2 separate regions of the Homo sapiens genome follow, and region 2 is linked to region 1. A link is a loop called in an ENCODE intact Hi-C map of the cell type or tissue named here. Cell type or tissue: OCI-LY7. All regions are shown on one strand. Each heading gives the region's core, and the rest is flanking DNA. Links, peaks and the distances in the headings are about the cores only. Region 1 has its middle 42 kb from the start of MIR548P. Region 2 has its middle 110 kb from the start of ST8SIA4.

Region 1 (10,167 bases), core at 982-8,981:
ATATCTTCCAAATCAGAATTATATCCCAAAACACTTTTTCAAGATTTCTATAACTGGCTTTATAAAAAGCTATATCTGATGCAGATTTTTAATAGTCAACATTAAAATAGAGAATATTAGGGGTTTATTAGTAATTATTTAGACCTGCCAAACAGTATCTTTTATCATGGAGACAATTAGTTATTGTTAAATTTGACATGTTAGCTCTGTATTCCTAGGTCCTAGTGTAATGTCAGGTATATAATAGACAAAAGCATTTGTTAAATGATCAAATGAAGCAATGGTTCCTCTCTCTGGGAGTTTCTACTCCGGATGAGAATATGAAACAATGGAAACACAAAAACAGTACCATAGTAATAACACTAAAACATTAGAGACAAGATTGAACATTGTGGGAGGTAATATTGCAGACCAGGCTGAATTTTAAGTGACATAAACTTGTTTTCAAACCCCTGCTCTGTTACTGAGTAGCTAGGGGACTTCAGGCATATGACATCTCCTTTTGAGCCTTAAATTTCTCATCTGTGAAATGGGTCTAAATGAAAGCACATTAGCTTTCCAAGATATTGCTACTTTATAAATTAAAATAAAATTTGACGGCCAGTAGAAATCATGGAAACTTTTGAAGAATTGGACCATAAACTGAGATTTTAAGAATGAGTAGAATTTCAGATAAATGAAGAGAAAGGAAATGGAAACTGAGTGTAGTTGCAGTAAAGAAAGCAGAGGAGAGAAGAAAATAAGTGCTTATATGAAGAGAATTGTTAAGCTTTCTGATAATATGGGGGAAACATTAAGGTAGCTTTGATTAAATCAGTGGTGATGGTTGTATTGTATTGCACATGTGGATAAGTCAAAGATAACGCCCATGTTTCTAATTTGTGAAACAATATAGAGAGTGATATAATTCACTGAGGCAAAGGACACCAGAAAAGAATCAGATTGAAGAGTGGTAAATCAAGAACCCTGTGTATGGTAAGTTGAACTGCTGTAACTTTTTTGTGTTAATGTGTAATTATTAAAGAACCAGTTGAATATTGAATGTACTGATCTGGAGCCGAGAGGTTTGAATTAGAGATGTGGTTGCTATTCAGCGGGGAGAATCAGGAAGCAAATTCACCAAGGAAAAGGTATTCTCCAAGTGCAACATGATCAGAACAGGCTGGAAGCCAGAAATATTACATAGGATGCACATGTAAAGCTTACGGATGGGGAGCTGAAATTTTAACTGGAACCAAGAGAGATATGCTGCCAAATAAATGAATTGAGAAATCTTTAACTTAGTAGCAACATTTAAAGCCATAGAGGTATATACAATGTATAAGAGAGAAAACATAGAAAGGGAACAGAAACTTGGCAGAGGGCCCCATTTATGGAGCAGACGGCAGAAGAGAAGCTGAAACAGGAAATGAAGAAAGCATGAGTCACTGGGAAGCAAAACTTTAAAATGCAACTTCAGAAGAATCAAAGGAAGATAGTTTTAAGATAGCCCCAATAAACATTTAAAAAGTACCTCAGAGAAACCAAAGAAAAGAGCTTAGACATACCCCATGAAATTAGCAATTTTATCATACTTGAAGGCAGTGATGGAGTCTATAGTCAACTTGTAAGTAATGTGGGAAGTCTATAGATATTTGTCAAAATCTTTACTGGTTGTTTTCCCAAGGATCCAAATTCTTCCTTTTAAACAGTATGTCTTTATCTCTGGAATCAACATGAGAATATCAGAAAAACAAAATATTCTCTTTTAACATTTGTCATAATAATGTATATGCAGGACAATACGTTATAAGCATTTATATTAGTTATACATGTTACCAGTTATCTGAATTACATTAAAATTAGCATCTCCATTTCCAGGTGGATATTTTAAGGCCAAGGAAATGTCAAATGACTTGCCTTTTGTTCTGGTAAATCAGAGAAAATGGGCCTATCACTTAATGTTAATAGCACTTGGAATGCCTTCCAATTTATTTTAATTAAGGTCTTCATTTTCTGTGCATTTTTATATAATTTATTTTAAAATAATTTATAGCAAGGGAAAATTGTGATTTATTAAGAATAATCAGGACTTAATTCAGGCTAATATAACAGAATACCAAAGACTGGGTGGCTTAAACAACAAACTGTTTTTTTTTTGTTTTGTTTTGTTTTGTTTTGTTTTTGAGATGGAGTCTTCCTCTATTATCCAGGTTGGAGTGCAGTGGTGTGATCTCAGCTCACCACAACCTCCGCCTCCCAGATTCAAGCCATTCTCCTGCCTCAGCCTCCTGAGTAGCTGATTACAGGTGCGTGCCACCATGCCCAGCTAATTTTTGTATTTTGAGTAGAGACGGGGTTTCACTATGTTGGCCAGGCTGGTCTTGAACTCCTGACCTCGTGATCCACCTGCCTTGGCCTCCCAAAGTGCTGTGATTACAGGCGTGAGCCACTGCACCCTGCCAAACAACAAACATTTATTTCTCACCATCCAGAGGCTGGGAGGTCCAAGATCAAGGTGCTAGCAAATTCAGTGTCTAGTGAAGGCCTTCTTCCTGATTTTCAGATGACTGATTTCCTGCAGTATCCTCACATAGTGAAGAGAGAGGGAGTGAGCACTCAAGGTCTCTTCTATAAGGGCACAAGTCCCATTTATTAGGGCTCCACCCTTATGGCCCAATCACCTTCCAAAGGCTTCATCTCCTAATTACATCACATTGTGGGTTAGGATTTTAACATATAAATTTGGCGGTGATACAAACATTTAAGCCACAACAAACCACAAATAAATAAATGCTTCCAAACTTATTAAGAGCATTCTTCTCTCCTTTAAATTAATGTTGACATTAGAATTCACTAAAGGAGACCAAATTTTTTTTGTATTCTGCTGTTGTGACTCAGCAATACATACTTCTTCAATCAGCCTCTCTTGTATGAGCCTTATATTTCACAAACAATGGTTTGTGAAAGAAGTGTATATAATATATATAATTATGGCAAAGAAACATTGTGATTTGTTAAGAATAATCATGTCTTAGTTTAGGCTGCCGTTACAGAATACCATAGACTGGGTAGCTTAAAATATAAATAATATATATTTTTGAGTAAATGCATCAGAGACATTTAAAAATATTTTAAGCTTTAGGGTAGAGTTGTGGTAGGGAAAAGTTTGTATTTCTTTACCTGTGCCACTGCATCTTCAAAAAAAAAAAAAAAAGGAACTAAGTTATATATATTAAAGGAAATGTGTCACGTTAGTAGACCTAATTTCCTTTTCTTGATGCTTATTATCGGAATGGATTATTGCTTAATGAAAATTTTTAAAAAGGGGACCTCCTTCTACCCTGGGAATTTTTACAACATTTTGAAGAGCAAAGCTTAGTTTAAAAAGAATTTCCTTTGAATTTAAAAGCTGTTTTAAACATTGAGCACGTGCATTTTTATATGCATTTGTAGGCAAATGTCACACTTTCAGGCTTTAGCACCCTCTGGCCTCTACCCACAATGTCACTCTGCATGCCTCAGAAAACACAAAGAAGTAATGCCACTGGATAAATAACTTGAAGTGAGAGACCCTGTTCATTGCTGTGAGAAGCCAGCGATTTGTTTGACTCCTGCAGGGACCAGCCCTACAGGGTCCATGGGTCTCTCCCCGTGTGCGACGATGAGAGAGTGTAGAAATAAAGACACAAGACAAAGAGATAAAAGAAAAGACAGCTGGGCCTGGGGGACCACTACCACCAACGCGCGGAGACCAGTAGTGGCCCCGAATGTCTGGCTGCGCTGTTATTTATTGGATACAAAGCAAAAGGGGCAGGGTAAAGAGTGTGAGTCATCTCCAATGATAGGTAAGGTCACGTGGTTCACGTGTCCACTGGACAGGGGGCCCTTCCCTGCCTGGCAGCCAAGGCAGAGAGAGAGAGGAGACAAAGAGAAAGACAGCTTATGCCATATTTCTGCATATCAGAGACTTTTAGTACTTTCACTAATTTTCTACTGCTATCTAGAAGACAGAGCCAGGTGTACAGGATGGAACATGAAGGTGGACTAGGAGTGTGACCACTGAAGCACAGCATCACAGGGAGACGGTTAGGCTTCCGGATAACTGCCGGCAAGCCTAACTGATGTCAGGCCCTCCACAAAAGGTGAAGGAACAGAGTCTTCTCTAAACTCCCCCAGGGAAAAGGAGACTCCCTTTCCCGGTCTGCTAAGTAGCGGATGGTTTTCCTTGACACTTTTCGCTACCGCTAGACCACGGTCCGCCTGACAATGGGGGTCTTCCCAGATGCTGGCGTCACCGCCAGACCAAGGAGCCCTCTGGTGGCCCTGTCCGGGCATAACAGAAAGCTCTCACTCTTGTCTTCTGGTCACACCTCACTATGTCCCCTCAGCTCCTATCTCTGTGTGGCCTGGTTTTTCCTAGGTTATGATTATAGAGCGAGGATTATTATAATATTGGGATAAAGAGTAATTACTACCAACTAATGATTAATGATATTCATATATAATCATATCTAAGCTCTATATCTGGTATAACTATTCTTGTTTTATATTTTATTATACTGGAACAGCTCATGTCCTTGGTCTCTTGCCTCGGCGCCTGGGTGGCTTGCCACCCACAGACTCCTTGCTCTAGCAATAACATTTCTCTTGTCACCAAGCATCAGTAACATGTAAGGTCTATCAATAAAATATAATATGATGTTTGCTTCAAAAATGCACAATTTTTATACCACATTTTTGGATCATCTTCATTTTATCATTCTCTTAAACCTCCTACTCACTTTCCTTCTTTGAAATTCAGTAATTTTATTTTTTATTGTCCATTTTGGATATTGATTTTTTTAGATCTTCTTTTCTTTTGTAATCGGCTGCCATTTTGACCCTTCATCCCACCACCACATACACCTTCTAAAATTTGATGAGCTCTGTCCTATGTACCATCCTCAGAAAGTTTCCTTCATTACACCTATATCTAAGAAAGTAGATCATAATATTTAAAAATATGTTTTTTCGATGTTGCACCTTTTTGTGGTAAAATGGTTTAATAATGATTTTTAACATTTTCTTGCAAAGATAAAGGAGAGTCTTTTATCACAATGTACAAATTGCTTATATTCAAGAACAGAATTTACAGCATCTAGAGTAGGACTCGAGGAATCTCTCTTCCCACTTAGACTCTATCCTCTCATCTACCCTGTCCCCGGAAGGCCCAGCTAATATTGCCTGACCAGTAAACTATGAAAACAAAAGTGAATGAGTCAATATATTTCATTAAGATTCCACTCAAAGGGCTGGGTGCGGTGGCTCACGCCTGTAATCCCAGCACTTTTGGAGGCCGAGGCGGGCAGATCACGAGGTCATGAGATCAAGACTATTCTGGCTAACACGGTGAAAACCCATCTCTACTAAAAATACAAAAAATTAGCTGGGTGTGGTGGCGGGCGCCTGTAGTCCCAGCTACTCCGGAGGCTGAGGCGTGAACCTGGGAGGCAGAGCTTGCAGTAAGCTGAGATCGCGCCACTGCACTCCAGCCTGGGTGACAGAGCAAGACTCCGTCTCAAAAAAAAAGAAAAAAGATTCCACTCAAAGAGAATTTCTACCTTGGGGCCAGTGTAGTTCAAGGTTGGGCTGATGATCTTATGCTAATTTCCTATTTTCTCTCCATCTATGTGTACTTTAAATCCTTTAAAATGTATGAGATGTAAAGTGTAGGAGAAATAAAAAGAAATTATTTTGCACACAGATGGTAATACATATATATGTACCATCACCCCCCAAGATATGGTCCTAACATAAGTGGATCCCAGAGAGGTCTGGACACTTTTGAAAATGATGAAGCCATAAATGGTAGTGAATAGAGCATGCGAGTGAGTATTGTGCCATATCTTCAAGTTTGATTTCAGGCAAGCAAATACAACCTCCATGGTATGAGCCTCAGAATTCCTTTTGGAAGCAGAAATCCGAGCAAGATTACAGATAAAAATGACCCTCCATTGGCTACCCAGTGTCACTGTAGTGCCTTGGTTAAAATAGGCTGCCAAATCACTTCAGGAGAGTTGTTTAATTCCATCCTGATCAAATTTTACAGGTCTGTGATTCAAATTATTCCATGTTGTCGGTTTCAAGACTTCATCAGGAATGAATTTGTTCTGCTTGGAGTCCTTAGTTAGTGTTTGAGAAAGACCTCTGTGATTAGCCAAATCAAAACCTTTCAGCTGCGGCAGCAGCCACATTCAGACTGAATTTCTGCAGCTGACTTATCTAACAAAACATTATCCTCTCTTTAATCAAAGGCCTAAACACATGATTTTGTTACTCACTTTCAGTAAATAATTGAACTGCGAGCAAACTGCAGAATGTGGAGGAGCTACGAAGAGACACACCCTATCCCCACTCCCCAGGTGGGGGTATCTCTTCATTGCCACTCCACATAAATCCTCTCAAATCCTCTCAGTCCTCTCAACCCAGCTACTCATTCAGGGTGACAGAAGTGAGGCCTTTAGAATACTTCTGCCAGGGGAGCAGCTGAATGCAGGCAATTCAAATGTGTGTGAAAAATCTTAACAGGAGCACATCAGGGAAGTCTCTGCCTGACCAAACAAAGGCACATCTCCCACATTTACCAGCCAGAATCTGCTTTAGGTTAATTGTTCTGCATATTGCAGGTAGCTTATTTCCTGGGGCTTCCAGGAGCCACAGCTTCTTTCCACTATATGCAGAAACTGGTGGAGCTAGGAAGACACTGGGTACATTTCCCAGGGTCTTGAAGGGGATTCTAAATAGCCATCTTGTTTTTTCCACAGACTTTCTTTTTTTAAAAAAGCTCAATGACTGGCATCTCTCCTAGCTTAAGCATGCACACAAGTATAAAATTCTGATTTCTTGTTTCATGCATGGATAGTTGTTTATTGTTATCATTTGCTGGTTGGCTAAGCTCATTGATGACTTTAGAAGGCAAGCAAGTACCTCTAGTTTACAGCTGAGTACCTTGGCTGGTGTGGAGCTGTACTGGATGGGAGCTTATTTGGATGTCTGGTGTTTGTTCACGGTTATATGATGCTCTTACTTCTGCTTCAAAAACAGCAATTAATCAAGACATCTGACAAGTACTCTAGGATTGCTTTAGAACATCTAGCTTCCCAGCATCACCTGCAACCCTTCCACAGCCCCTAAGAGAGTAATGTTTCACTAATATTGCAGAAAACGCATCTGGACGATAATCCTGTGGCAACTCTACTCATAACTGATATTTTTCTTCCTAAACATGCGTATTCTCTGCTTGATTCTTTTTGTGACAAACAGCAATTAGTTGATTTGATGTTAAAGGTGAAGTCTATGACATTCAGATAAGATAAAAATGAGAATACTTAACGAGTGTTGTATTATTTAATCTTTATAACTATGAAAGATGGGTACAGTTATCTTTATTTTATTATTGAAGAAGTAAAGCACAAAGAGGTTAAAATACAGCTGAAAACAATACTGTATTATTAGCAGACGTTTTTTCTCCTGTTATTTCCACCTTAATTTTCCAAACCAAGCAGTATATTCATCACTGTTTTAGGATGAGATTTTAGTAAAGAAATAGCCAGTCTCTGGCTTTTGCATGCCCCATGCCTAAATTTATTAATACAGTGTTTGAGGCAAATATTACAATAGAAATAGTGACTTTTAGGGAGAGAAAAAATATCAAAATTTAAAAGAAGGAAAATGCCTTCCCATCTCCCACCTTCTAACCCCAACCCCTGGCTAAAGGAAAATTCTCCCACTTTAGATATCTGTGCTTACGTGATGAGTAAGAAATAAAGCTAAAGGGGAAAAAAGATGAAAGTGGTCCTGAGTTGAGACTATTGCTTCCTCAGAAAAATGAAAGCGATAATTAATTGCTAATAGACTTGTGTTGTGCTTGGGACCACAGATAGCCTAGGAGAGAGTTTCACATCAGAGGTGACAAGCAGAGATGAGTCAAATTCATTTAAATGGGAATAACAAGATGAATGATTTTGCATGAAGAAGATGTATGTTAGGTGTCCCTTTTGTATTTGTAGAACTAGTGATGAATTTTGGAAGAAAGGTAAGTTTTAATTTAGAAATACTGAGTTTGTATGACAGCAACTCCTCCAGGATAAAATATCAAAGAAGCAAGTTGAAATGTGGTACTGGGAATTAGCAGAGAGAGCCAGACTAGGGACATCATTTTAAGAGTTAAGCATAAAGATTATGGTTAAAGTCATGAAAAATGATAACTGAAAAGGCACTTAATATAAGCAGCAGTCATGTTCCAGTTACTATTGTATTCCTAATTTCTTTTTTTAAAATTACTTTCATTTATTCCTTCCGTAATGTTCTTTTTTAAATTTTTTTTAATTTTTATTTTTTATTTTTATTTTATTATTATTACACTTTAAGTTTTAGGGTACACGTGCACAATGTGCAGGTTAGTTACATATGTATACATGTGCCATGCTGGTGTGCTGCACCCATTAACTCATCATTTAGCATTAGGTCTATCTCCTAATGCTATCTCTCCCCCCTCCCCCCACCCCACAACAGTCCCCAGAGTGTGATGTTCCCCTTCCTGTGTCCATGTGTTCTCATTGTTCAATTCCCACCTATGAGTGAGAACATGCGGTGTTTGTTTTTTTGTCCTTGCAATAGTTTACTGAGAATGATGATTTCCAATTTCATCCATGTCCCTACAAAGGACATGAACTCATCATTTTTTATGGCTGCATAGTATTCCATGGTGTATATGTGCCACGTTTTCTTAATCCAGTCTATCATTGTTGGACATTTGGGTTGATTCCAAGTCTTTGCTATTGTGAATAATGCTGCAATAAACATACGTGTGCATGTGTCTTTATAGCAGCATGATTTATAGTCCTTTGGGTATATACCCAGTAATGGGATGGCTGGCTGGGTCAAATGGTATTTCCAGTTCTAGATCCCTGAGGAATCGCCACACTGACTTCCACAATGGTTGAACTAGTTTACAGTCCCACCAACAGTGTAAAAGTGTTCCTATTTCTCCACATCCTCTCCAGCACCTGTTGTTTCCTGACTTTTTAATGATCGCCATTCTAACTGGCGTGAGATGGTATCACATTGTGGTTTTGATTTGCATTTCTCTGATGGCCAGTGATGGTGAGCATTTTTTCATGTGTTTTTTGGCTGCATAAATGTCTTCTTTTGAGAAGTGTCTGTTCATGTCCTTTGCCCACTTTCTGATGGGGTTGTTTGTTTTTTTCTTGTAAATTTGTTTGAGTTCATTGTAGATTCTGGATATTAGCCCTTTGTCAGATGAGTAGGTTGTGAAAATTTTCTCCCATTTTGTAGGTTGCCTGTTCACTCTGATGGTAGTTTCTTTTGCTGTGCAGAAACTCTTTAGTTTAATTAGATCCCATTTGTCAATTTTGGCTTTTGTTGCCATTGTTTTTGGTGTTTTAGACATGAAGTCCTTGCCCATGCCTATGTCCTGAATGGTAATGCCTAGGTTTTCTTCTAGGGTTTTTATGGTTTTAGGTCTAACGTTTAAGTCTTTAATCCATCTTGAATTAATTTTTGTATAAGGTGTAAGGAAGGGATCCAGTTTCAGCTTTCTACATATGGCTAGCCATACCTGTCACTTCACTGATTGGACTCATTGGACAAATGTGTGAAAAGAGCGGCTAGAGAAAGAGGAAAGGAAGTCAGAAATATTGGAGAAGAACTAGAAGCATAACATGTCAAGAAATGAAAACCTCTCAAAGATATCAAAATCTCACTGAATTTCAGGATAATCTTCAAATTAAAGGATATAGATTATTTTAGACGTTTCCAACCTGGCTACATTTTCACATCACTTGGGGAACTTAAAAAGGAACACACAAGCAAATCAAATCAAATCAAATAAAGAATATCTGGTCAGACCACTCAAATCCACACTTCATGCAACTGATTACAGATATCAGTATTTTAAAAATATTGCTCCTCAGTTGTTTTTAATGTTCAGCCAATAAAGAACCACTGGATTCAATGAGCTTTATGACCTCTTAAATCATGGAAATTTTAACTTTTAGAAAATTTTTAAGTACTTGTTACATGTCAAAATATTTTTTGACTTTTCCAAAAAACATGAAAAATATTGACCTTGACTTTTCCAAGCCTTCTTTGTCTACATCGTCTTTAATCTCATCATTATCCTTC
Region 2 (10,167 bases), core at 1,140-9,139, 240 kb before region 1:
TACTTTTAAATAGTACAAAGGTGGTTGACGAAGGTGGTTTTCCTCTTGGCAACCCCTCACCAGGTCAAAGTCTAAAACAAAGTCAAGCATGGGAACTGGAGGCAAGTAAGAGGAGGTCTGATTAGTTACTTAGCAATGAATCATGAGGCAGTAAAAAGGGAAGTTTCTTTTTTAGCATTCTTCAGAGGACAACCCAAATAATCATTCTCATTAAATATTCTTAATGATTTTTTTCATGAATTTTCCCAGATGTTTCATATCTTAAAAGAATTTGCTTCACTAGCATAAGTTGATAGATAGTATTTGCATGAAAAGAGCTACATGCTATAAAATATTTTTTAAAAAACTAAAAAAAAATTATATTTGGGTTAAGTAAAATATGAGTTTATATATTCAAAAATGCACGCAGTCGTACATTGAGAAAATATGTAGTTATATGTGAAAAATTGCACCTGTGAAGATTTAGAACTTTGGTGACAGTGCCCTTTTCTAAATCGTTACCTTTCTTAGAAATATAGTACAATATATTCTTAATGAAATATTATTTCTCAATGGTAACACATGATCAAAGTTTGATCTTTGTAATATATTGAAAACTACAAATTACACTTATACCCTAAAATAGGGCATTTCCAATAAACATTTGAACTACACTGCCACTCATGTCGCATACTCAAAGTTAATAGTATTAAATAATATTACATTATCCAATTCTGAGTCTGTCCCAAGAAATTAGAAGGGCTTTAAACTTTTTTTCTCAGTTTTCCTTCTCTTCATCACAGATACAGTAGCTTACAATTAGCTTTATAGTTTCAGCCTTTAGTGGTAGAGCCTGGAAATTTTTAGAACTCTAACTTGAGAATTAGTGATGAAACAAAGCATTTAAAAATAAGCCCCTCTTTCTTGTATTATTGAAAACTATTTTATTATCTGTTCTGTACTTTGCTCTTCTTCTCTGGGGATATAAAGCTATGTGACACTGTTAGAGAGCATTCCCAAAACTACTTTATTTCCTATACATTTACGATAATCTATCTCTTACTTTATTATATAATGGCTTTTATGGGCTTTTTTTTCCTTCAGGGTTTTCAAATTGTATATAAAATACACTATTTCTTAAGGACATTGATAGATGTGACAAATTATGAATTCCTTTGTGAAATGAGTTTATAAATATGCATTTTAAAAAGTTGAACAGATTTCCTGATTCCAGATATCTTAGAATTTATAGTGTGAGCAAGATGTTCTCCAAGAAAAGATGTAGCATGCTAGTATGTAAATTATTCACTGGAATTTTTCATGTAGTTCAACCCAGGATTGAGAAGACTGGTCATAAGATTTTCGGGCAAGCTATTTGTTGTTATTGTTATACCTCACACTTAGCTAATAGAATCATATCACTTTCCTCTCTGATTATTTTTTGCTCAAAAGAAAAAATATATATAAAACAAAATAGGTTTTATTATAGAAAAATACAGTCATTAATTGAAGTTAACCAAGATGCTGAATTTTTTTAATTCCACAGGGAACTTTATAGCAGCTAGAACAGATTTTAATAAAGCTTAGCAATTTCTCTTTATTTTCTTGAGAGAACTTTAACTTCTTCAAGAGAATATAAATAATCATGGCAAATTGTTTAACAGATGGTGGGTGGAGCAGGAGTGATAGCAGTAAAGATGGAGAAAAGTTTATGTTTTGAAGATTTGTTCTATAGAACAAATGATAAAATGTGGGAAGTTATAAAGACATAATTATTGATGAAGGCTGTTTGTGTTTAAAATAATTAGTGGCAAATTATAAAGGTAATTCAGGTTTACATAGGATGATCAAGAATTTACGTTTGCACATTTTGAACCTATCAAAAACATTGACTTTTATAAATAGGAAGACCATCCAAAAGATTAGGACTAGAGAGGTAAATTTGAAAACATCAATATATAGATGTTCTTATAAAAATTGAATTTAAATCCGTGGGAGTAGTTACGTCTTACTAGGTGGACAATATATAGAAATGATTTTTTAAAAAGGCTTTAGAACTGAGTCCTGAAAATGAAAGATATTCTGTGTTCATGGATTGGAATAATTAATATTGTTAAAATATCCATAAAGCCCAAAATGGTCTACCATTTGAATGCAACTTCTATCAAAATTTCAGTGACATTCTTCACAGAAATAGAAAAAGTAGTTCTAAAATTCATACAAAAGGCATAAAATACCTTGAATAACTAAAGCAGTCTTGAGCAAAATAAACAAAGGAATCACACTACCTGACTGAAAAACATACTGCAAAGCTCTAATAGTCAAAACAACATGATACTGATATAAAAAGCAGATACATAGACCAATGAAACAGATTTAAAAGCCCATAAATAAATTCATACATTTATAGAAAACTACATTCAACAAAGGCAAAAAGAATACACAATGGGAAAAGGACATTTTCTTCAATAAACTGTGTTGAGAAAACTGGATATTCCCATGTAGAAGAATAAAATTAGGCCCTTATTTCAGACGATATACAATAAACAACTCAAAGTGGATTAGAGACTTAAAATTTACACTTGATACTATGAAACTCCTGGGGAAAAAACATAAGGGAAAAAAACCCATGATATTTTTCTGGGTAATAACATTTGGATATGATCTCAAAAGTACAGGCAACCAAAGCAAAAATAGACAAATGGGATTACATCAAACTAAAAAGCTTCTGCACATCAAAGGAAATAATCAATTTAATGAAAAGACAGCTTACAGAATGGGAGAAAATATTTGTAAACTAGATATCTAATTAGTGGTGACTTTCCAAAATATATAAGGAACTCAAACCTAATAACAAAACAGCATGATTTAAAAATGAGCAGAGGAACAGAATATATATTTCTCAAAAGAAAACATACAATTGGCCAAAAGGTATACGGAAAAGTGCTCAGCATCACCAATTATCAGAGAAATGCAAATTGAAATCGTAGTGAGCTATCACCTCACACAAATTAGAATGGCTATTACCAATAGGATAAAAGACCATAAGTGTATGAGAGGATGAGAAGAAGGAACGCCTTCACAGTGTTGGTGGGAATGTAAATCAGTACAGTCATTAGAGAAAACAGTATGGAGTTTCCTCAAAAAATTAAAAGTAGAAATATTATATAATATAGTAATTTCACTACTGGGAATATATCCAAAGGAAATGAAATCAGTATGTGGAAGAGATGTCTGCACTTCCATGTTTATTGCGGTATTATTCACAATAGCCAATATATGGAATCAAACTATGTAGCAATCAATAGAGGAACTCACTTAAAAAGTGTTATATATATATCAAATAGAATACTATTAAGCCATGAAAAAAAGGAAATTCTATCACTGATGACAACATAAATGAACTTGGAGGACATTATGTTAAGTGAAATAAGTCAAGCACAGAAAGATGAATATCATGTAATCTCATAGACTGAATTTAAAATAGTTTAACTCATAGAAGTAGAGACCAAATGATGGTTATCAGGAGCTGGGATTGTTGGAGTGGAGGGATTGAGAATATGTTGCCCAAAGGATAAAAAATTTCATTTAGATAATAGTAAAAAGTTCAATAGATCTTTTGTACAAGATGATGACTATAATTAATAATCCTTGATATTCTTGAAAAATGCTAAGAGTGGATGCAAAGAAGATAACATTTTTCACCAGGAAAATTATAACTGTGTGAAATAATGCATATATTAATTAGCTATATTTAGTCATTCTCTAATGTACAATCATGTGCCAAGTAACAACACTTTGGTCAACAGTGCACTGCATATTCAATAGTGGTTCCATCAATTTATAATACCATATTTTTACTGTGTCTTTTCTATGTTTAGGTACACAAATACTTAATTGCCTACAGTATTTAGTACCATAACATGCGGTGTAGATTTTTAGCCTACAATCAATAGTCTATCCCATATAGCCTAGGCATGTGGTAGGCCGTATCATCTAGGTTTGTGTAAGTATTATACATCTATGATGTTTTCACAAGGACAAAATCACCCAAGGAAACATTTCTCAAAATTTTTCTCATTGCTAAGTGATGCTGACTGTATATATACTTCTAAATATCATGTTGTGAATGGTAAATATATACAATTTATCTGGCAACATAAATAAATAAATAAAAGGTAGATACATGTGAGAAAAATGAAGGGTCAAAGACTGGTTGGTTGTTAGTTTCAGATAGAAAAAAAATATATTTGAATTCTGAGGGAAGAAGATGAGAGAAAAAGAGAGAGAGATTGTCTCATAGCCCTCTTTGCCTATAACAATTATCCAAGTCAATCAGTAGAGTGTGACCCCAGACCTAAACATCCAACTCTCTTCTAAATGTCTGTTTCTATAAAAACACAAAAGATTTTAACATGTTCAAAATATAACTCATCTTCTGGTTCCATTTCCTCATCCCACTCCCCACTTGTATTTTTGTATATTTTCTTAGTATATAGCAAAATAGAGGTAAGTTCCTCAAACTAACAACAGTTTCCCTGTCTCCTGTTCTACTGTTCCACTGTTTCCCTGTCTCTTGTTTTAAAATCAAGCATCAAATACTGATGATACTGTTTCTCAAATATAAAGTATATTTTATGTTCCTTTTCACATCACCACAGTTAATAAATAGTGTAGCTGGATTTTAATTGAAGGCAGTCTGCTTTGGGCCTGTTTTCTTAACCACTACACCATAGGTGGTATAGTATATTACCCAACAGGACCCTTCTATGATAAAACAGAGGCATGTTAATATGAACACAGGGAAAACAGTGTAAGCTGAGATTACCCCAAGCAAATCCAAATACCTGTTTATCGCAATTACAGATTTAACTTCTGGCCATATAAAGTAAAATAAATATCAATCGTTACTTAGATGTTTCAGTAAAAAAATAAAACATATGGATGGTAAAGCCTACTCTGTGGGAGGAAACACTAGCCATTTCTCTGAGAAATAGCCTCAGAGAAGGCCAAACATTGGCAACAGTAATGTAAGACTAAGGCCAACCCAATGGATCTCCTATTCTATGCCCAGATAGGAACCATTTAATATTTGGAACCCCCCAAATGATTTTAAACTTAAAGAAATTGTAAACAACATTACTTCAATTTGAAATGATAGCCTCTGATCCCCAAATTTAACTTTTATGATACAACTTAATATTCACTAGTATTTGTATGAGTTTAGTGAGTTCAGTGCATTATTTTATTATCTTGAAAGTACTTCGTTTCTTGAAAAGATTTAAGATCATTAAGATTTTAAAAATAAAGATATATTACAAGAGTGGTTGTATATTTTGATACAAAAGTATAGAAAAAAATAGTAAAATATTTCTCATATGCAATTTAATATTTCCTAAATAATTTTTATTTGTAAATTACATGAAATACATAGGCTGCAAAATTCACTTTCTAGATCTCAGCCTGACACTCTATCCCTAGGTGGAGCTCCGGTTTCTTGCTGAGCCAGGAATCACCTATTACTATCTGATTTGCGGGGGACACAAAGAAGGAGGAAAAATCACCAGGGTGAAGGAAGGCATGAAGAGAAGGTAGTCTAAACTCTAAAGTATTAGCATTTTCTTATAGTTATATCACTGCTACATTCAGCTGATTATTACAAATGCATCTCTAATATATTTTTCTCCTGTGTTTTTCTACAAGAACTTTCTCAGAGAGGTTGGTGATAAGAATATCTTATTAGTATTTTTATACTCTGCTACTCTAGTGGAAAATCTATTCTGAAAAACATAACATTCTAAAAGCTAAATATGTTATAGGCAGAAAACGAATAAATAAACAAAATGAACATTGAATCTAATATTGAATATTGGATTGGGCATGTTATTTCTATTAACGTTAAATGGATATGTAAGCATTTTAGTAGCTATATAATAATACACATATATATGTAATATTGTATTAGATGTTTGTACATGTAGAGGTAAACTAAAAATATTAAAATTAAAAAATTAGATTTTTTTGACAACATAAAAATAAATTATTGTATAATGACGTTCGTAATCTCTGAATAGACAAAACAATAGTAGCGTTGTAATTACCTGGATGATTTTTGGAAGTGCAGAATGCCGACCTCAGATCTACTGGATCAGAATCTACAACTGAACAATTACCAGGTGCCTCATATACAATTTAAATACTTTTCCTCAACTTTTGTTTGAAATCTTACATATGAACAACAAAATTTACCAAAGTTCAGTCTGTCAAGTTTTTTTAATATATAAAGTTTTTTCCCTTTTGTTCAATATGACTTTTCTGTCTAAAAATTATTTATGCTACTGTTCTAGTTATATTATTTCTAGTATTTTTGTACTGTTTTAGTCCAATTTACTACTAGCTTTGTGTAATTTTACCACATTTTTCTAATTTATTCTACTAGAATATAAGCTTACTGAAGGCAGGCTTTATCAGTCCTAATAATGTAGTCAACCAGAACAAAATGTTAATAAGATAATTTAGGAGATTGATCTTGAAAAGAATTCTGAAACTCTTGTTACATAAATGCACATCCATTTAAATGACGTCTGTAGCTTCAGCAGTAGGTGAATGTGATCTCCTAAAACTGTTAAGGTTGTTCACACAAAAATTACCATAGCAGAGACTGCAAAGAGTTGTGGGATAATTTCTAGTTAATCAGAGGAAAATACCTCATCTATTTGTTCATTTACATTATTCTTTCCATGAACAACTACTTCTAAATCCACAGTGTCAACCATCTTGCTGGTTACTAAAGATTCAAAGAGACAAGTTTACGTCCCTGCCATCAAAGGTGCTGCTATCTTATAAGGGAGTGCACCACCTTTAAAACAGATGTGATATAAAAATGTATTTGTAGGGAGTGGAGAAATAGGTAATTATGATATTCTAGAGGTAAAGAAGAAAAAAGAAAAACATACCATTACAAGAGCACTTTAAATGTTCCTATGTATTCTGGCCTGTATTTTGAGCAGTTTGGCATAATTTGGATAAATTAATGTGTATGTACTTCTAGGAAGCTTGAAGCAAAACATTGTTCATTCTTTTGTTCAATTGGATATTACTAAAAATGTGATAGAAATGTGAACCTTTTTTCGATCACACAAGGAAGCAGAGCCTATAGTAGAAGTCTATAACTGTAAGTGAAATTTAATATTTAGCTACATATAATTTATAATTGCTCATTTAGAATTGTCCAAATTTCACATGAAGATTACAAAATAACAAAACCTCACACACGCACACACTGTGTGAAGATAAAAGTTATACAGTTTTGATGTTAGCAATCAGAATTATTGATGCACCAAATATGCAGGACCTTGCAAAAGTCTAGTTTACTTTTTACATATTCAAATTATGCATTGTTTGTAATATTCAGGTAATTTATTATTCAAACTTTTAGATGATGGCCCAGGGCACAGATAAAGGAAGCTAGGGATGATTAATGTTAATTTTGGAATTTTAGCATTCCTATGAAACAAAAAAAAGTCTTCCTTTGAAGTCCTACTGGAAGGTTTCCAAAATTAATATTATTGAGTTTGGCTGTCAATGCATTTTATAAATGTAGAGTTGGCATCTTTTTAATATTGTAATGGCTTGTATATTCAAAACACAATGAACATCTTGTTATAGTCTGCACATTCTAAATTATTCTTTTCATTAAAGATAGCTAATATCTTAAAATGAAGACATTGAATATATGAATAATAAAACTACAGAATTATTTCCAACTTAAATTTGTACTAAAGATATTTCCAGCTCCTTAAGTGTTTATTTTATAGTTTCTCAATATATTTAAATTATATCACAATGAAGCATTATATATTAGTAAAGTAATGCCATATATCTCAGTGCATGTTGACGTATCAAGTATAAGCTTGCATATTTCTCATATTTCTAAAGTAAATAAGAAAAAGTAATAACTATTTTAAATTCTTTTACACTGACAAAGATTCTCTCCTTGACCAAACACTAGCCAGACTTCTCTAAGCTTTTTTCCCAACTAGGCTTCAATCTTGTTCTATAAAGACTTGGACAAAACACTAACAGTTTCTAATAGCACAAAGCAACATTCCTAGCATGACCTTAAGCTTCTTAAAGTGCTTGCTTGAAAAAAAAAAGTCAAGACTGCCAAATGAATTTACTGTTTGTTTTAGCCAACACCTGAAGAAAGCTCCTGTCTAGTCTACGTGAGAAGATAGGAGCCTGACTTTCATAAGCACCAGTTAGCAAACCCAGATGGTTTCACATGGACAAATTTTCGTTTCCCGTTTTTTGTAATTTGTCACTTCCTCGCGTCTACTGAGCCCCTGCTCACCCATCATTTTCCCTTTTAAACACCCAGGCACCTCTGCATAAATCAAAGTTCGGTTCAGTTCACACTGGACTCTGTTCCCAATTATCCTGATTAAAATCTTTCCTTACCACTTTAGCTCATGTCTGGCTCTGTTTATCTCTGATAATACACACCACCATTATATCAGTCAGTGTTCAACCAGAGAATAGTAGGAGATATAGTAGAGATTCAGTACAAGGAATTGGTTTGCACTATCGTGGGGGCTGGTTAAGTAGTCTTTGTAAGGCTATTGTCTTGGCATCTAATGCTGAAGATTGAAATCCGCAGGGGAGGCAATCAGGAAACGAAGATCAATTAGTAGGCTGGAACTTACAAGCACTTGCTGGGACTTAAAAGGATGGAATGAAATGCACATCCACTATTGCTGCATTTGGTGACAGGTTAAGCTGCAGAAACCAGTATCCTCTGCCAGAGATCCTCACCAAGGAACTAAAGTCACGTTAAAGTCTTGCCCAGTAGTAAGAAATGCTGAAGGAAGATCCAGCCCAAGGTAAAGTAATTCCAAGCCCAGCTGATGCTTTATGTCAACAAAGTGAAACAGCAAACATGAGATGTGTGTGTGTGCATCCATGTGCACATATGCACTGTAAAATGACTACTGCTCTCTTCTGCCCACCAAATCTAGAATCTCTCGTGTCCACCCCTGAAATGGAACCACATAAGAAATAGATCCTGTGAAATGTAGTTCAGCCTAGCCAAGCTGACATATTCCAAAGCTGACGCTGTAGTTTTGAAATTTAACAAATTCATTATAACTATTGCAACATAATATATTTTTTAAATGAGCTTTTTATTGATTAATGTTCAATCTATACTTTATGTAGTTTAGACAAGCCTAGCTATGATTCTATTAATACTCAACATCACCACTGATTTCCATGTTCTGGTACAAGCACAAAAGCAAACAAAACAACAGATAGAAAGAAATAAAAGAGAAAGGATTGTATTCACCTCTGACAACATCATATTTTTCTAAAATTGAGATTGGGAACAAGTTCCTGGTCTCAATGGCAGAAGCAACTCATTAAAATATGTTTGAAATTCCAAAACAATCATTTATTTTTAAATATTATTCAATATATTTTTTAATTAAATTTCAAATTTTGAGATAAATATGGTCACATGAAGTTGTAAGATATTACACAGACAGAACCTATGAATATTTAACCATTTGCCACAAATGCTAAGTTATTCAAAACTATAGTACAATATCACAACCAGATTACTCACATTGATACAATTAAAACACAAAACATTTATGTCACCAAAAGGATTCCTCATATTGATCTATTATTGCCACACCTACTTCCCTTTACCCTTACCCCCTCCTTAGTCCTTGGTAACCATTATCTGTTCCCCTTTTGTAGGGAAAAGAGAGATCAGACTGTTACTGTGTCTATATAGAAAAGGAGGACTTAAGGAACTTCATTTTGACCTGTATGCTAAACAATTGCTTTGCCCTGAGATGCTGTTAATCTGTAACTTTAGCCCCAACCTTGAGCTCACAGAAACATGTGTTGCGTGGAATCAAGGTTTAAGGGATCTAGGGCTGTGCAAGATGTGCTTTGCTAACAAAATGTTTACAGGCATATGCTTGATAAAAGTCGTCATCATTCTCCATTCTCAAGTACCTTGGGGCACAATGCACTGTGGAAAGCTGCAGGGACCTTTGCCCTGGAAAGCCAGGTATTGTCTAAGGTTTCTCCCCACGTGGTAGTCTGAAATATGGCCTCATGGGATGGGAAAGACCTGACCATTCCCCCAGCCCGACACCCCTGGAGAGTCTCGGCTGAGGA

What was found. A loop is a pair of places that touch in the nucleus more often than their neighbours do. Peaks named below come from ENCODE experiments on the same cell type or tissue, not always from the same donor. Only the 100,000 strongest peaks of a DNase experiment are listed, where the experiment ranks them.
Region 2: a loop joins it to region 1, with 2.8 times the contacts of the local background. A loop is called at or near these places in 3 of 110 quality-filtered maps.

The regions. Positions count from the first base shown.
Region 1 is chr5:100,769,078-100,779,244 of GRCh38, reverse strand. No RefSeq gene overlaps it. Among named protein-coding and RNA genes, the nearest start is that of MIR548P, 42 kb to the left of the region's middle. RefSeq lists enhancers at 1,438-1,507, 1,279-2,478. In OCI-LY7, for the core only: a CTCF peak has its summit at 4,302 (motif pointing left); DNase peaks (open chromatin) are centred at 1,374 and 4,281; H3K4me3 peaks cover 824 bases; H3K27ac peaks cover 366 bases.
Region 2 is chr5:101,008,390-101,018,556 of GRCh38, reverse strand. No RefSeq gene overlaps it. Among named protein-coding and RNA genes, the nearest start is that of ST8SIA4, 110 kb to the right of the region's middle. In OCI-LY7, for the core only: CTCF peaks have their summits at 5,309 and 5,509; a DNase peak (open chromatin) is centred at 8,246; H3K4me3 peaks cover 349 bases.